Regions from separate parts of the Mus musculus genome. Here region 2 is linked to region 1. Evidence: chromatin loops called from intact Hi-C (ENCODE). Cell type or tissue: left cerebral cortex. All regions are shown on one strand. Each heading gives the region's core, and the rest is flanking DNA. Links, peaks and the distances in the headings are about the cores only.

Region 1 (10,530 bases), core at 1,240-9,239:
CTGTATTTTTAATTAAAAAAATTATTTAATGGATGTGGGTGTCTTGCCTGCATGTATGTCTATGTAACATGTGAGTGCCTGGTGTCTGTGAAGGCCATAAAACAGTGTTGGATCCCAGATCCAACTAGAGTTAGAGATGACTGGGCCACCTTGTGGGTGCTGAGTTTCTGGGTTCTCTAGAAGGGCAGTCTGTGCACGTTAATCCTTCCTGTGTTAAATAGTTTAGTCTTTGTATGTTGATTGAAAATGTCCTCTTTGTGTTCATTAAATTATTACACCTTTTTTTCCTGTTTCCTCTTAGGCACTATTTTTTTTTTTAAGATTTATTATTTTACTTTGTGTGAATGAATGCTTACCTGTGTATATGTACATGTGCCGTATCTCTACCAGGTACCCAGGAAACTATAATGCCTTTCTTATGATATTTTCAGGAAAATGCTTAACTCATTACCCTTTTATAAAAATACTTATAGTATTTAATAGTATATAAAAATCAAATTTGAATTCCTGATTTTCCTAAATTAGAACTTTTTTGATTATATTAAAATTGTAAGATAATTTTGGAAGTGTGGTCTGTTTGGGTAAGAGACCCTTGTTTTTTTAGGAGGAGGTTGTTTGTTTAACTCAAATTTTTGTAACATTTTAAAATATATATAGGGAGAAACATATGCTACAGATCAGTAAACTTGTGACTACAGGTCAGTTCTCTTCTACCATGTGAGTCTGGGGGGATGAATTTAGGCCCTCAGGCTTTCTGGCAAGTGATGTGACTTGTTGGGCTAATTTGTTGACCTGTGATTGATATTTGAGGAGCTTGTTTTGAAACTGTACTAGAAAGATGGATTTTTGTTTTGTTTTAGTTATTATGTAGTGAGTGAGAGTTCACTTGTGTGTGGGTGTATGTGTGTGGAGTCCCAGAGTTAACTTTTCAGGTATTTTCCTCAGTCAGTACCTTATTCACTAAAGTTGAACCCAGAGCTTGCCATTTGGGTTGTTCAAGCCAGCTAGTGTGCTCTGGGGATCCCTTGTCTCCCTCCTTTCCTAATGCCAGCAGGCCACCATGCCCATCACTTAGTATTTACAAGAATTCTGGGAATTTAAGTCCCTATTCTCACATTTATGAGTTAGCACTTAACTTGCTGAGCCATCTCTCCATTCCTGAAGTTTTGTTTATTAAATATCAAATCTACTGATGGAACATATCTCTTGAAATTAGATAATATCTTAAAACATTTGCTTCCACAATAACTATTATAATTAAAAGGTGCTTTTGACAAAAGTATATTCTCATTAGCTTATATGACAGTTTGAGTCCCTTAGAGTCATTTTTGCTGGCATATTCCTTGATTGAGGTCTGCAAATTCTTCAGTTCTCTGCACTAAAGGAATCTTTACATATTTCTCTTACTTCTGTGAATTGTGAATGTTTTACATTCTATAGAAAAGAAACTGCACTCGTCTTTACTACCCTTTGGGTTTTTATTTATTCTTTTGATCAATTCTGCTATGATTCCACTTTTTAATCCATGCTTGCCTAGGAAGCAACTAAATATAACTTTGATTTCAGTATTACTTTCTAAATTTAGAAATATTTTAAAGTGATTTTACTTGGAAAGATAACTTATGAGCAATTTAATTTTTCAGAACTTTTGAGCATGCTGTTCTAGCTGCAGGAACAGATTTTCGATCTGACAAATTATGGGAAATGTATATAAACTGGGAGAATGAACAGGGAAATCTGCGAGAAGTTACAGCTGTATACGATCGTATTCTTGGTATTCCAACACAGCTGTACAGTCATCATTTTCAGAGGTAGGTTAAAAGATCTTTGAAATATCTTTTGCTAGGTGCTTAATTGTCAATATTAATTATTAAATTTTTTTTCAATATGTTAGATGAGATTTTATTAGATTAAACTTTCCAGAGAATCAAATTTTATGTCTTAATTTTTATATTTTCCTTGTATCTTGTGAAATGTTTAATGATTTAATAGTTTCGTATGGAAATTTTTTCTTATTCATTTTATATGCAAAGTACTTCAGAGCAGTGAAGAAATGAGAAAATAGAGTTTAGTGAATGAATATTTGTAGTACTAAATTTATATGGTGCTTGGCAGTTGTTAAGTGCTTTTTTTATTTTATTTTTTGAGATTGTATGTTGCTGTGTTTCCCATGCTGGCCTAGAATCTTTACTCCTTCTGTCTCAGCATAGCAGGATCTGAGATTATAGACATAAACCTTATAATCATGTCTGGCTTAACTACTTAAGGATTTACAAAATGTACATTCCTGATATGCATAAACATACCCAGAACAGCAAAGATTGCAGTTTAGAGGTTAACTTTTTATCTTATTCTGTCTTTGTTAGTTCTTCAAATTATTAAGTATCATTATATTTAAATTTTACTTTATGATTTTCTGGATATAAGTTGTATTAAATAACTTCATAGGTTTTCAAGAACTCTCTGTACCATGGTTTCCATGTGTAGTTTTGGTTTTGGTTTCTTTTTGCTTTTGAGAAAGATCTTGATAGGTAGGTTGAAGCTTGAAGCCACTGTGTGGCTCCTGTGTGCCTTGACCTTCCATCTTTTCCTCCTTATGCTTCCTGAGTGCTGTGGTTGCAGGTGTGTGCATGGTGCTCAGCTGCAAGGCATCTCATTGCTAAGAACCCAGAAACTCTGAATAAGTATGAGATTGTGTCTTTGCTGGTTTTTTTTTTTTTCTTTTCCTCAGTGTATGTGTATATAACATATGTACTTTGTTTTGGGTTGTTTTCTTTTGAGACTGTTTCAGGGGACCCCAGTTGGCCTTGAACTCATGATTCTCCAGTCTCCACCTTCTGAGTGCTGAGATTTCATGTGTGTATGTACCACCATACCCTATTTTGTGTTTTTGTTAATTGTTATAAGTAATGTATATGGAAGAAAAATTTAAATGATATTCTAAGTTGGTTAATGAAAATATATAAAGTACTATAGATATATAATATGCTAAAAATAGAAGTTACAGGCTGTGTTAGAAATAGGAACTAAGAGGAAAAAAAGAAACATTGTAGTTCAGTATTCTGTCTCTATTATTGATGAGCTAGAACAGGTAGACAGGTTTCTAGTACATAATAACCTAGGTACCCACTTGCTGAAATACATTACTACCATAAGTCGTAGTATTTGTATGCCTGTTGGACCAATGAACATCAGATACAAGGCATTTTCATAGACCATGGTGACATTTAGATTACAAGACCTTTATTTAGGAAATGATAGCTTTCTATTACTGTAACTTTTATGTTTTTTGAGAGTTTCATACATTGTATTTTGGTCATATTTATCCCTTAATTCCTACCTCTGCCAAATTTAGTGTGTATTTTTAATTTTAATTAATTAATTAATTAATTATTTTTTTTTTAACTTATATACTTTACATCTGTTCACTGCCTATATTGCCTGTATACTTGGGGTATGAAGCCAGCCACACTTAAAGAAAACGACTATTCCCCAGAAACCATTAACTGTCAGCAGTGTTTTAGGGATGGAGCTCATGAGCCCTTCTTGCCTCCCATTGTATCAGCAATTTTAAAGGTGCCATGATCATCTAGCTCTAAGAAGAACATAGTAGTGGGAAGCAGGAGGTGGCCAGAGCTGCTCAGTTCATGATTACCTGGAAACAGAAAGAGAAAGCCTTGGGGGTGAGGTAATACCTTTCAGACAGTCCCCATTGTTGAAATCTGTGCTCTCTAAATATTTTTATTTACCACTGAGTCCTTCCAAATCTTTTTAGGGGTTTTGTTTGTTTTGTTTTGTGGCTTGGGATGGTGATATGTGCATGTGTGTGCAGTTGTCTGTCTGTTAAGTCCAGAAGAGGGCTTCAGATCTCTTAGAATCATGGGTGCTGGGAACTGAACTCTGGTATGCTGTGACAATGGTGCATGCGTGCTGTTAGCTAATGAACCCTCTTTCTAGCCCTCCAGATCTTTTTTGCAATGAGTATTCTGCTTGATTTATTTTATTTTTGAGATGATTTTCTGCATAGCCCTGGCTGTCCTGGAACTCACTCTGTAGGCTATGATGGCCTTGAACTCAGAGATACACCTACCTCTATCTCTCAAGTACTGGGACCTGCTGGATGCTTCAGCATGAATATGTGTGTCTTAGCCAGATGGGTCAGTGGGTAAATGGTTTTAACTGTAAGTCTTATGACCTGAGTTCAGTCATTGGTAGCCATATTGTGAAAGGAGAACACTCACTGTCACAACTTACTCCCTGACTCATTGCCCCCTCCAAAATAAGTAAATGTAATATTTTGTTCCTTGTGTGTATTGTATGAATATTTTACCTACACACACACACGTGTGTATGTGTGTAGTGTGTGTGCGCGCGAGTGCATGCATCATGTGTGCTTGGTGCCTATAGAATCAAGAAATGTCAGTTCATCCCCTGGAACTGAGTTATAGACAGTTATGAACTGCCCTGTGGATGATGGAAAATGAACTTGGGTTCTGTGCATCTTTCTTTTTTTTTTTTTTATGGTTTTTCGAGACAGGGTTTCTCTGTATAGCCCTGGCTGTCCTGGAACTCACTTTGTACACCAGGCTGGCCTCGAACTCAGAAATCTGCCTGCCTCTGCCTCCCAAGTGCTAGGATTAAAGGCGTGCACCACCACGCCCGGGTTGCTGTGCATCTTTCTAGTAATTTTTTTTTTTTTACATCTTTCTAGTAATTTTTTGATTGATTGATTAGTTGGTTGGTTGGTTTGGCTTTGCTTTTTCTTGAGATAAGGTCTCACTTGTGTATCCCTGGCTAGCCTGGACCTCCATCTGTGGACCAGGCTAGCTTTGAATTCAAAGAGATCTGCATTGTCTCTACTTCTTGTACTGGGATTAAATACCACAGCAACAATGTTGGATTTTTCTTTTAGCTATTTGCATATTGGTGGGAACTTGTATATGCTCTTGTCAGGGGTTGAGAGGCTGAAGTCTTGTGTTTTTCTATCTTTCAGAAGTTTTCATTTTATGTATGAGTATTTTGCCTACACATGCATCTATTTATCACATATGGTTCTGCTATCTATGGAACTAGAATTACAGTTAGGATGCTGGAGGTCGAAACTGAGGAATCCTATCATCTACCTTTCCAATATTAGAATACCTCTGCCTCTCCAATGTTGGGATTAAAGGCATGTGTCACCACCGCATTCTGTTTACGTCACTCTATTTTTCTTAAATCATTTCTAATAACAATGGAGGAAGAGAATTATATGACTAGAAGTTGGAAGACGCTTTATTCAGGAGAAAAGTAAGGACATAAAGATGTATTTAGAAAATAGAATCAATAGGATCTGTTATCACATGGAATGTGAATGATAACATAACTGGGAAAGACTAGAAGACAGTACTTGGTGGTAGTGGGTGGGCTATCATTTAATAGCCCATCTCAGGTATATGGTGAGTTCTAGGTGGCATGCCTTTAATCACAGCACTGGGGAGTTAGAGACAGGCAGATCACTGAGTTCCAAGCCAGGCAGAGCTACAGAATGAGACCTTGTCTTGAAAAACAATCAAGCCCAATAAATTACAAATAAACAAATAGAGTATAGGAGATTCCATTTTAAAGTCAATATCGCAAATACTTTACCTCCTCTTTACAGTTAAAATTGGAGTATATAAAGTAATGTTTACAAAAGAGATAGATAGATACATAGATACATAGAAAAGGTATAGGGCATGGTTGCCATGGGCCTTTAACCCCAACATGGGTGGGGTGTAGATAGGTGGATCTCTGTGAGTTCGAGGCCAGCTTGGTCTACAATTGAGTCCAGGACAGCCAGGGCTCTGTTTCACAGAGAAACCTTGTTTTGGTTAAAATTGTTGTTGTTATTATTGTTATTAATTAGACAAATGAAATAGTGAAATAACATGTTATTGAAAATGTGTTAGCTGGGTGTAGCAGTATATTGCTTATAATTGATGAATGAAAGTAAAAAGATCTTGAGTTTTAAACCAGTGTCAGGTGAGTCAGTGTCTGAAAAGACAAGAAGTTTTTATACCTTAGTAAAACTTGTTTACATTCATATGTAAAATGACTTTTTTTTTTCTGTAGACTATTGACAACTGGATATAGTAATCTGTGATTTATACTGTTTTGGACTTCTGTTTTATTTTTGAGTTTTGTTGATATAGTAATTACTTCAACTCTTAATGACTTTAGCAAGAAAGTATATAAAAAGTATGAGAATAAAAGAGAATTCTTGGAAACATAGGGTTAATGCCTGTAGTAGTGGGGATCCAAAAGAGCTCAAGCAGCAATCAGAGAGATTTGGAGGAAAACCAAGGGAGTGGCACCCCCTAAACCAAGCAATGAAGACAAGTCTAGGAGTAAGAAGATATGGTTAGCAGCCTCGAGTGCTGAAGATAGAGGCTGGACTGAAGAACACATTATACTTTGCATGTATGGTAATTGGTGACCTTAATTAAGCTAATGTCATTGGATTGTTAATGACTGAAGGAGTAAGTAATTGGTAGGTGATCACTTTAGAATTTTAATATGAATTAGCTGTTTCATTTAAATTTGCACAATAGATATGTTCTGTTTTATAGATAGACTAAGATTATGAGAAGAGAAATAGAGTTGGAGTTAGGTGTCTTCTACATTCCACTGCAAAGACAGTGGGATGGAATTATATCTATTTATATATGCATAAATACTCACCAAGTGGTAGGTACAGAAAAAGAGAAGTGTTACATATTTTGACTGGTTTCTCGTTTATTTGAAGGAATAATACATAGGAGGTATCTGACAAGTGGTTTTTAATTCTTCCTTTAGATTTAAAGAACATGTACAAAATAACTTGCCTAGAGATCTTTTAACTGGTGAACAGTTTATTCAGCTGAGAAGGGAATTAGCTTCTGTAAATGGACACAGTGGTGATGACGGCCCTCCTGGTGATGACCTTCCATCAGGAATTGAAGACATAACTGATCCAGCAAAGGTAACCCTCTTAATCACATGGTCAGTGAATAAGAAACTAGGTAGCAGGAATGGAATGGTGATAAAGTGTGCCATTTAGATCAGTATGATTTAAGAATGAATTTTAAGGAGAAAGTTTTACCATGACACACCTGGAAGTAACTTACTCTAGAAAAAATAATTTACTTTGATTGCAGTCTACTATTCCTATTGTAGAAAATACATAAGAAATTGGCTTTTTGAAGTTGTGTTTTAAATCATTTTTAAAGCAGGGTGTGGTGGCACACACTGTTAATGCCAGCATTTGGGGGGCAGAGTCAATTGGATCTCCATTAGTTCAGGACAGGCTGGTCTCCATAATGTGTTCCAGGTTTGCCAGCACTATATATACAGAGACCCTGTCTCAAGAAAACAACCTAAAACAAAATTAAATACTCTAGCTACTGAAGAATGAAATATCTGTGGAAGATATTTAAATGTGTGCTATTGAGAATTTTTAGTATGTAACTTATAAGTTTTAATTTTTTTCTTTTTTTTCAAGCTAATTACTGAAATAGAAAATATGAGACACAGAATCATTGAAATTCATCAAGAAATGTTTAATTATAATGAGCATGAAGTTAGTAAGAGGTGGACATTTGAAGAAGGTGTAAGTGTTTTGTTTTATAGTCTTAAAATATAAAAATAAGATTTTTTCTTATAGTAGTGACACCATTGTGAATTTTTCTTTCTGTATTAGTAATAATTCAAAGTGTGCATCTCAGTTGTATTTGACATTTTCTATGACCAGCTTTAGAATCTTACTACATTTGTATTTCAAGTGCAAGATTCCTGATTAAGGTGAATTCCTTTAAAAATCAACTTTATTGTGCTAAATCTTGTGGACAATAAAATAACAGCTGTTCTAAGGGCTAGGTTCAATTTGTAGAATGCTTGCCCAACATACACAAATCCCTGAGTTTGATCCCAGCCCCATGTATAGACCAGGTTGGATGCCAAGTCTTAAATCTTAGCACTTGGAAGCTAGAGAAAAAAGGTTCAAAAGTTGAAAGTCATCTTCAGTTACATCAGTTCCATATCAGCCTTGCTACGTAGGACTTGATCTCAGAAATTAAAAACAACACACCCAACCATCTACAGATGAATGATGCTTTTGTCTTACGAATTTAACTAATTTCTGTTTGTAAGGTATGTTTCATACTTCATTTGCGTATTTGAAGTATGCATTTTGTTAGTTCACAAGATATGTACTACCATCAGCATAGTTGATTTACTTTTTTCTCATGTTTCCTCTTCAGTTTTTCTAACCCTGCTTACTCACCTGCAGCTTAGCTTCCTCAGCCCCAATCTTAAGGTTTGATGTAGCTTTGTTTTTGTAAGTTATCCTTTCATGATCTAGCCTGTGAATAGATATGTGTGTCTGTTGTGGCTGACTGTAAAATAAGTTTTGATAAATAAACAATGTAGCTTACCTTAGTAATAAAAATAAGGACCCTCTTAAAAGACCAGCCTGGAGTACATATTGAGTTCGAAGACAGCCAGGGCTACGTTCAGACTTTGTCTTAAGGACACACATATCTCTCTTCAAAACTGTAATGAAAAAAACAAAAACAAACAAAAAATAAACAGCAATGAGTTTTAAAATATTTTCTTTGTATTTATTTCATTTACTTCAAATATTTTGATTTTGGTTTACTTTTATTGCCATATAATAATATTTTTACAGATTAAAAGACCTTATTTTCATGTGAAACCATTGGAAAAGGCTCAGCTAAAAAACTGGAAAGAATACTTAGAATTCGAAATTGAAAATGGGACTCATGAAAGAGTTGTGGTTCTCTTTGAAAGATGTGTCATATCTTGTGCCCTCTATGAGGAGTTTTGGATTAAGGTAAGAAAATGATAGAGTGTGTTTAACTTGAATACATTTAACATTGATCTAGTGACTAACCTTTTTTGTACTTCTGTTGAATGTTGTTCATATAACTATATCTGTTGCATTAGGAGATGGTCTGCTTGCAACCAGATTTGACTGCTGCATATGCCAACCTCGTTGCCTCTCTTCGTCCTTCCTTACAGAAACTAGTCTAGTGGTTCAATAAAGGTGCTGAATGGGTTTAAAAATAGAATTTTATCGTTCTGTCACATATTTAATCCATCACGTATTCAACTGTAAATTATTCAGTATTTCCTGTTTTTTGTATGTAGTATGCCAAGTACATGGAAAACCATAGCATTGAAGGAGTGAGGCATGTCTTCAGCAGAGCTTGTACTGTTCACCTCCCAAAGAAACCCATGGCACACATGCTTTGGGCAGCTTTTGAGGAACAACAGGGTAAGAAAAAGAATGTTCAGTTGATTTAATTTATGTATTTACTTTATATGAATGGGTGTTTTGCCTGCATGCCTATCCATACGAAGTGTTTGCAGATACCAGTAGAGTGTATGGGAATTTCAGGGACTACACTAAACAGGGTTGAGGGTGCTGAGAAGTGAGCCTGGGTCCTCTACAACAGCAGCCAGTGCTCCTATCTGCTGAATCTTACTCTTAGCCCCTCAATTGATGTTTTAGCACAGGGTGGAGTTACAGGAATTGAGAACTAAGGGAGGTATAAATGAGAATTTGGCAATTCTATAAAAGCTTTATTGTTTCCTTGCCATATCCTAAGAGCAGCTGTAGACAGTACAAAATAAGTAAGCATGGGTGTTTACACCCCATCCCACACTAGATCTAGACTGCAGGCTAATGTTTTTCATTGCTTGATATAAAGTCTATTTCAAAAATTTAAACAAAAGTATAAATATGTAATTACTATTTTAGGGAATATTAATGAAGCCAGGATTATCTTGAGAACGTTTGAAGAATGTGTTCTAGGATTGGCAATGGTTCGATTGCGAAGAGTAAGTTTAGAACGACGGCATGGAAATATGGAAGAAGCCGAACATTTGCTTCAGGATGCTATAAAGAATGCCAAATCAAATAATGAGTCATCATTTTATGCTATCAAACTAGCCCGACATCTTTTCAAAATACAGAAAAATCTTCCAAAATCAAGAAAGGTACTTTTGGAAGCAATCGAAAAAGATAAGGTATGTACATTTTTTAACAACATTTTTCATAAAAAGCTAGTACTTTTTCCCTTTGGCAACTGTGATGAAAGATTTGGTCTATACAGTAATATATTTATTACTACATGAGGACAACAGTCCCTCTAAACTGATGTTGCCACTTTTAATATTTTTTCTTTCTTTGTGTTTAAAGTGTGCGAAAGTTATGGTTACTTAAAGTTGTAAATATTGTGATCTTTGTAATTAACTTTCAGAAATTGTAGAAACTTGATGGTTGTTAAGGATCAGTGGCCTGGGAGCAGCATTTGTGAACAAAGCATAACAGTAGCAAAGCAGTATAGTGACACTCATCTTGCAAGCCGTTCCTTTTATGAAACAGGGAATAAAAACTAGTGGAAGTGTCTTATTTTTAGGATTATGTTGTTTGATTTTTGTTGTTTTTTTTTTTTAAAGATTTATTTATTACATGTAAGTACACTGTAGCTGTCTTCAGACACACCA
Region 2 (8,000 bases), core at 1-8,000, 59 kb before region 1:
TTTACTTTAGGATTGGAAAAAATAACTGACTTAAAGCCTGGTTTTGAGTTCCTTTCTGCTGCTACTTTTGTGAACTTAGGCAGAATTTATATCAGTCAGCGATTGATTATAATCGTACCTACCTCTATGTATAATAGATTGCATTTTCCAGAATTAATAAATATTTGATAATTTCCATACATACTTAATCTTTGCATGGGAATAGATTCTGAGGCCACATCTCATACCTAGTGAACTCCTGATTATAATAAGAAATCAGTACTCTTATCAAATCTTGGTGATTTCTAGTGACAAACTTAAGAACATCTGTTATTACTGGGTTTAGTGTAAGATATCCTTGATAAACTTAACAGTCTGTCAAACTATTAAATACCTAATGTTTAGAATCATTTTCATTTGAGTTTGCTTTGTTAGTGATTGAGTTTGTTTGTAAGTGATTCCTGCAAAAGTACTTTTGTTTATTGTAAAACATGAAAAAATACTGATCAGAATAGACATTGTGTGAAGTGGTATAAAGATGATAAAGACAGCATGCCTTGACTGCAGTGTTTCCAGGGACTGTTTCCGTGTATGCTTGTATCTTTTACTGTAAATAATACTGAACTCCCTAAATGACTTTCCAATACCTTCAGTGCCAAACATTAGTAGAAACATTTCTACCGAAATCCAGTATATTCTACTAATGTCTAATACCTAGATTAACTATTAAAACTAAGAATTTAAAAATTCAGTTCCTTCTGGAAGGCCATTATCATTTAAAATGAGGTTTTTGTTTTAGTTTTTTGAAAGAAGTCTCATGTAGCCAGGTGGTCTTGACTTGCTGTGTGGCCTTGAACATCTGATCCTGCTGGCTTTACCTCACAAGTTCTGGGATAACTGACATGTGCTGCTATTGCTAAGCCAGTCTTATGTGGTACTGGAGATCTAATCTAGGGCCATGTTAGTGTAAGCAGATTTTTGTAAACTTAGCTGAAACCCTTTATTTCCTGTTCTTCCTAGCTCAGCTTTCAAGAGCCAGCACTTTTCCAGTTATTTTGTTTTCATTAAAGTATTATATTACTTACAATTTATTTTTACTCTATGTGTACCGTGTTTTGCCTGTACATAGGTCTGTGTGAATACGTCAGATCCCCTGGAACTAGAGTTATAAACAATTGTCAGCTGCCATGTGGTTGCTGGGAATTGAACCTGGGTATTTTAGAAGACCATTAAGTGCTCTTAACTGTTGAGGCATCTCTTCAGCCTCAAGTATTGCATTATCTTAAAATGAAGTATATTATTGCTTACTGTTTTATATTGGAGTTATGTATTAAAGTTGGCAGGGATGCAAAAATACTGAATAGGAATTTTTACTTAGTAAATATTTTGAAGTTCCAGTAGTGGTAGAGTATAGATGATTTAAACAGGAAAATGGTTAACAAGTAGTACATTCTTGTTAACAAGTAGTACATACTTGTTAAAGGGTCATAAACAACACTAGTATATTTTAGAGATATAATATTGTTTGAGTATTTGCAATATGCTAGGTAGTATATTAAGTTCTTTATGTGTATTTGCCCTCACACCCCAATCCCAGGGAGAGGGGATATATAAAACAAGGCCTCATTGTATACACCAGGCTAGCCTTAACCTTTTTGTATGTAGCCCATACTGGCCTCAAATTCACAGTGTTTCTCCTGTTTCACCATCCCAGGCTTTAGAGCTTTTAAGCACATGCCACTATGTCTAGCATTCAATTTCCTGCATTTAACTCATGTGACAGTTCTGGGAAAGGTTTTACTCTCCTTCTCATTTTACACACATGAAATGGCTTAGCAGGATCTCTCAGCAGTTAAGCTGCAGGGCAGAAATCTAGTCTGCTAAGCATGATTCCAGGTGCAGAGTTCTTAATTATGCAAAATGTCTGCATCATTAGCCAGACCAGTGTACACTCATCACATGGGAGCACAAGAGAAAGGCGTAAAGAACATAGGCCCCTTTATGCCTCTCTTGAAACCTTTGGATTTTTTTTCTTTTTTCTTTCTACCTTTCTTTCTCTCTTTCTTTCTTTCTTTCTTTCTTTCTTTCTTTCTTTCTTAATAATTAGCCATTGCTATAACATTTGAACATTTTTCTTTTTTGTGAAAATTTAAGGATTTTATTTATTAATTTAATCAGTTAAGTTCTTAATTCATTTTTGTAGCCCTAGTTGTCATTGAACATTTTATGTAGCCTAGGATAACCTCAGACTTGTGATCCTCTTATCTCTAGTTCTTGGTTGCTAGGATTACAAGCATGCACCACTACATCATTTAACATACAATTATTTAACTAACTTTCAAACATTATATTTTTTATTTCACTGAAAATTACTTGGCTTAAAATATAGTAAAACTTTAAAAATTACTAACATAATTTCTAATATTGCTGATCTTTTAAAAAAGTATTTAACAAAATCGATTTAGAGGAAAGATATTACCTATTGTAAATATTACCACATTATTTAAATAAATATTATTTTATTTTATAGGGATAACAACACCCAGTGTAAGCATAATTGGCCAACGTATGAACTATGGGTTTGGATGTGGTGATTTTGAAGATGATAGGTCACATGACATTTCACCTAGTGCTTTAAAAATACAAAATAAGGAACACCCAAGGCAAAAGTATACAAAAGGTTTGTAAATTTCATGACAAATTAATTTTTAATATTCAATATATCTAAGTCAGAATCTTCTCTAAGCATACCAAGAAAAAATAATTCTAAGAATTCTTAACTTTAAGGTTTTTAACTTACCATTCTGCTGATAGGTTATTTCTTAAATAACTCTTTAGGTTTATGGTCTATGCTCTTGTCTAAAGGAGCCAATTCAAAGGAGTAAACATTAGTTAAAACTAGGAATCCATACTGAGATTTACCCCAAGAACATGTACAGCCACATACATACCAACAGCTTTCTTTTCTAAGACATTTCAGCCAGGTGTGGTGGGCCTTTAATCCCAGCACTTGGGAGGCAGAGGCAGGTGGATTTCTGAGTTCGAGGCCAGCCTGGTCTACAGAGCGAGTTCCAGGACAGCCAGGCTATACAGAGAAACCCTGTCTTGAAAAACCAAAAAAAAAAAAAAAAATGTCATCACTCAGATATAGTAAGAAAACCATGTAAGTTGTTTGTGTAGGTGGCAACCGTGGGCCCAAGATGTGGCAGCAGGAAAGTTCCTTCCTTCTGCTAGCTAGAACTTCTCTATTGTCACTAGCCACTGTAACTGTTATATTTTTAAACTGCAATAGTGATCAGTACTGTGGATGGGTGCTTTGTCCATTTCCTAAATTCTTCTATGCTAGCTGCACTTAAAGCAATTTCTTTAGTCAGGTGGTAGTTCCTTCTTGGAGTCTCAGTCTTTGAGAGCTTGTGACTAGAGGGTTGCCATGAGTTTAAGGCCAACCTGGTGTATATTGTGAGTTTCAATAAGTAAAGAGCTGCCTTTTGGGAGGTGGGGGGGCATGTGACAACTGTGGAGCAGATAAGATGACCATTTTAGCTAGACATAGTGGTGCATACTTGCAGTCTCAAGACTCAGGAGGTAGAGGCAAGATGTTTTTGCATTTGAGGCTACTCTGGGCTACATAGCAAGACTCTGCCTCAAAAATGACACAAAGGAAAAGGGGGGGGGGCTTAATTTTTTTCTGATCTGAAATAACAGCTGGTCAAGGATGATAGGCTGTGTATTTACCTGTAGTAAACTGGGCAAGTAAACCAATTCGAGCAGCCTAGAAGAGTGCGGTTTTCTTGAGATTGGCCTCATCTCTGTATGGTATGCACGGGTTCCTCCATTTTCATTGCTTAGCTCTCTGATGATCAGTGCACAACTGTACGATTATACGCTTCTCTCATCCTCAACCCTGGCCTGTAGAGAGTCCGTAAGGGACGGGACGGGAGGCTTCATTGCTGTCGTTCTCTGTGGGAGCTAATGTCTAGTGGGCATTCTGACTTTACATACTTACTGACTTCAGTCATCTATTTTTTTTTATAAAATACATTTTCAATTTTAAAGGCCTCATAACCTAAAATAGTCTATAATGTTTTTAAATGTGTTTGTTACTCTCTCCTTTCTTCTTCCTTTTTGTTTTAGGATTTACTAGGTCATCAAATTTACAGCAGATTTCCAGTTTTGACTTCACATCTACAAACACCTTATCAGAAGACTCAGTAGTAATTGTTGGAAAAGGTATTTAAAAGTTATCTAGCCTATCAATTTATGCATTCTTTACACATAAGCAAATCTTGTCGATATTAATTTAAATAATTAAAAATGAATGCTTAAATTCTTATTTCTGTCCTTGAGTGAAATTATGGGTCGTTCATATCAGTAACTTTCAAAAAGTAGTTGGACAGTTTTAAGGTAACTATGATAATTTTATTATGATTTAAAGTCTAAATCGCAGTCTTTATCTTTAATAATATAATTTAATATAAAATGTATTATTTCTAGTAAATCAAAATGAACCCATGTTATATATTTTAAAGATGTAAGACAACCTTGAAGTAGGATAATTACTTTAAGTACCTTTAAATTTTCTTTTTTTTAAATAAATGCTGCCTTTTTTATTTTCCCATGACTGTAACCAGATACCTTACAAAAAGCAACTTGAGAGACAAGGACTTTAACTTAGCCCATAATGTCAGGGAATAGAGTACATTGTGGTGGGAAAGTCATAATGGCAGCAATGTAGCTGGTCACACTCCATTTGCAGTAAGGAGCAGAGAGATAAATGTTCATGTTCAGCTTAGTTCCTGCTTGCTGTTCAGTGTAGGACCCCAGCCTACTCATCTTTAAGGTGCACCATCCCTCAGTCAGCTTATCTGAAAATGTCCTCATTGACTAACCCAGAAGTGTGTTTCTAAGATGATTCTAGTTTCAGTCAAGTAGATTTATTATCACACGTCTACACCCCTTGTCAGTATGATGTTCAAACGCATCACTTTGAATCATAACATTCCATCTTTGGCCCCACAGGGTCACAGTCATCTCATGATACAAATGTATTTATTCCAACTTCAAAACTTCTCATAGTCCCACCATTAAAGAGTCCAAATTTCTTGAGACTGAAGGCAGTCTTACAGCATGAACCCCAATAAGATAAAATAAATTTTAAAATAAAGTAAAACCAAGTTGCATACTTCAGTATACAATGACACAAAATAAGCATGCCCATTTCAAAAAGGAGGAATAAAGCCAAGGTAATATCAGACCAGAGCAAGATAGAAACTCAACAGAACTGTTGCCAAATCCTATAGCCATGTGTGCCTTGTGATCACAATTTCCGGTCTGTTGGCTTTGCGTGTCCCTGGTCTTCCAGCTCTACCATCTGCAGCACATTGCCCTCTTCTTTAGCTGGCTCTTCTATATGCATGAAGCTTCCCTCAAAAATATTCCATGGTCCTGGTATCTTTACCTACTGAGGTCTACGTTACAAATTAGGCTTCATAGCTTATCTATCCTACGGTATCTGTTGCTGTGGTAACACTGATTTAGGAAAAGAAAGGGTTTATGTGGCTTACTGTTTATAGTCCATGTGGAAGGGAAGCCAAGGCTGGAAGGACCTCAAGGAGGAACCTAGAGTCAAAAACTGAAGCAGGGGCCATGGAAGATACAATCCCATGATGGTAGGGGGGCATGGCATCAGGTGACAGGCATGGTGGTAGGAGCAGGAAGCAGAGGGCAAACCAGAGGTAGGGCAAGACTATGAACTCTCAAAGCTGGCCCTCCCAGTGGCATACTTCTCCAGCAAGGCCACACCTTCAAATAATATCAACATCTGGGGACCACGTGTTCAAAGGCCTGAGACTGTTGTGGACACAGTTTTATTCAGTAGCCTCTCAAGGTCCACCTTGAACCAGCATAGAACCTATTCCTGTCATACATTGCCTGGACTCAAGAATTTTCTGGAACCTTGACGTAAATTTTTACGGCCATATAACTCTTAGTTTTTGTCTGTATAAAAATAAAAATATAAAGTTACACTGCCAAGTTCTGCTGCCAGCTTGGGCTGTAATATCCGTAGGCAGTGCTTCGCACGTCTGTCGTGTGTGCAGTCAGAAAGCAGAGTAAGGTGAATGCTGGTGCTAGTGCTCCTTTGTTTCTGAACTGAAAAGCTAAGATGTGGGCAGATACACAACAAAGGATGCATCTTTTTGTTTAGTATTATGAAATAGAATTTGTTGGAAATACTTAATTTGATAATCTCATTTAAGACTCTCCTCAAATTATCTTTAGACTATTCCTGAAAATTTATTGTCCATAATTTCAATTTTTGTTGTGTCTTTGTCAGTATTCTGTTCCTCTGAATAGACATAATGACCAGAGCAACTTTTTATAAAGACAAACACTTAATTGGGGCTGGCTTATAGTTTCAGAGGTTTAGTCCATTATCATGTGGTGGGAAGCTTGGCAGCATGCAGGACAGACACTGTGCTAAAGAAATAGCTGAGAGTTCTACATCTTGATCCACAGGCAGCAGGAAGAGAAAGACTCGGGGCTTGGTATGGACCTTTGACACCTCAATGCAGCACACTCTCAGGGACACACTTCCTCAAAAAAAGCCATAGTTCCATCTTTTCAAACTGCACCCCTCCCTAGTGACCAAGGATTAAAATTTATAAGCCTTTGGGGGTCATTTTTACTCAAACTGCTATACCTTAGACATAGGCTTGTTGGGGTTTTGGGTTTTTTTTTTTTTTTTTTGGTTAAACTTTCCATAAAACTTTATCTACTTCAAAATTTATGCTTTTCTTTCTTCTTTGTGTATCTAAACAAATCCCAGTTCAAAGTCTTGCATGTAGAAGTCATCTTAAATGTATAGTTCATAGCAGTCTTCCTATGAGTCTTCCCATGAACCGCACTTAAATATGTGATTTTCACTTACACTTTCAGAAACCACTATCTTCTTGTCTGATTAGGATATTTGTTTGTTTATTTCATGATTAGTTAACATGTGTTTGACAGTGCATTGTTTTTCTTAGATAAAAATACGTGATATTAAAATTGGTTATCTAGAGTGCCATTACGTAACCAATAACTGTTTGATTGCAGGTGTATTTGGAAATCCAAATTCAGCACCAACAACTTGCAGCCAGCCAGTAATATCCTCTGTGGAAAGTGAGGACACGTTTCCAGTGAAACCAAGCATTGAACCGCCATCAGGGGTTTATGGAAGAGCAGTCCAGCATAATGCTCCACTATATCCTGAGGTTGAAAATGACAAAGATGTAAGGTTATCTATTAATCTTTAGCTATAATATCTCAAATTGTATTTTATATAAGTTGTGGGGTGGCAAACTTCTTTTTTTGTTGTTTTTTTTGTTTTGTTTTGTTTTGTTTTTCGAGACAGGGTATCTCTGTGTAGCCCTGGCTGCCCTGGAACTCAATCTGTAGACCAGGCTGGCCTCTAACTCATAAATCCACCTGCCTCTGCCTACCAAGTGCTGGGATTAAAGGCGTGCATCACCACTGCCCGGCGGCAAACTTCTTTTAATTAACAACTTTACTTTTATTTTGAACTTGTCTATGTGTTCCTGCATCATGTGTATTTGTGTATGGGTGTATATGTGTGTGTGTAGGTGCATGTATGTGTGTGGGGGGGAATGTGGGTGTGTGTTTGTGTGAAAGTGAAAACACAACTTTGTGTGTCCACAACTTCCACCTTGTTTGAGGAAACATTTCCATCACTATACTGTATAAGCCAGGCTAGTTGCTACACAAGCTTTCTGGGAATTCTGTTTCCATCTCCCACCTTGTAGAAGAATGAGAAGTATACCACTATACCTGGCTTTATTTGTGTTCTACAATTTTAAGTTCGGCAAACTTTAACAGTGTATATACTTTTTATAAACAGAACTGTCTCCCCAGCCCCTTGATTTATATTTTTAATGTTTTAGGTAATTGAAATTTCTGATTTTTAATCACTTAAATTTCTGATATATAGTATGCTTTTATGCTACACTCATGGTTTATATAAT

Evidence for each region. Hi-C counts contacts between places; a loop is a spot of excess contacts. Peaks named below come from ENCODE experiments on the same cell type or tissue, not always from the same donor. Only the 100,000 strongest peaks of a DNase experiment are listed, where the experiment ranks them.
Region 2: it touches region 1 in a loop (3-fold over the local background); 13 of 42 quality-filtered maps call a loop at or near these places.

The regions. Positions count from the first base shown.
Region 1 is chr12:65,046,470-65,056,999 of GRCm38, forward strand. Prpf39 (pre-mRNA processing factor 39) reads left to right here. Exons shown (of 14, transcript NM_177806.3): 5 at 1,644-1,811; 6 at 6,817-6,982; 7 at 7,502-7,609; 8 at 8,687-8,851; 9 at 9,169-9,295; 10 at 9,782-10,050. Gm25970 (a small nucleolar RNA gene) reads left to right here and starts at 10,104; the gene lies at 10,104-10,189. In left cerebral cortex, for the core only: no CTCF peak of the experiment used is centred there; no DNase peak of the experiment used is centred there.
Region 2 is chr12:64,988,432-64,996,431 of GRCm38, forward strand. Togaram1 (TOG array regulator of axonemal microtubules 1) reads left to right here. Exons shown (of 20, transcript NM_177805.3): 8 at 4,114-4,209; 9 at 7,075-7,250. Among named protein-coding and RNA genes, the nearest start is that of Togaram1, 27 kb to the left of the region's middle. In left cerebral cortex, for the core only: no CTCF peak of the experiment used is centred there; DNase peaks (open chromatin) are centred at 3,252 and 6,032.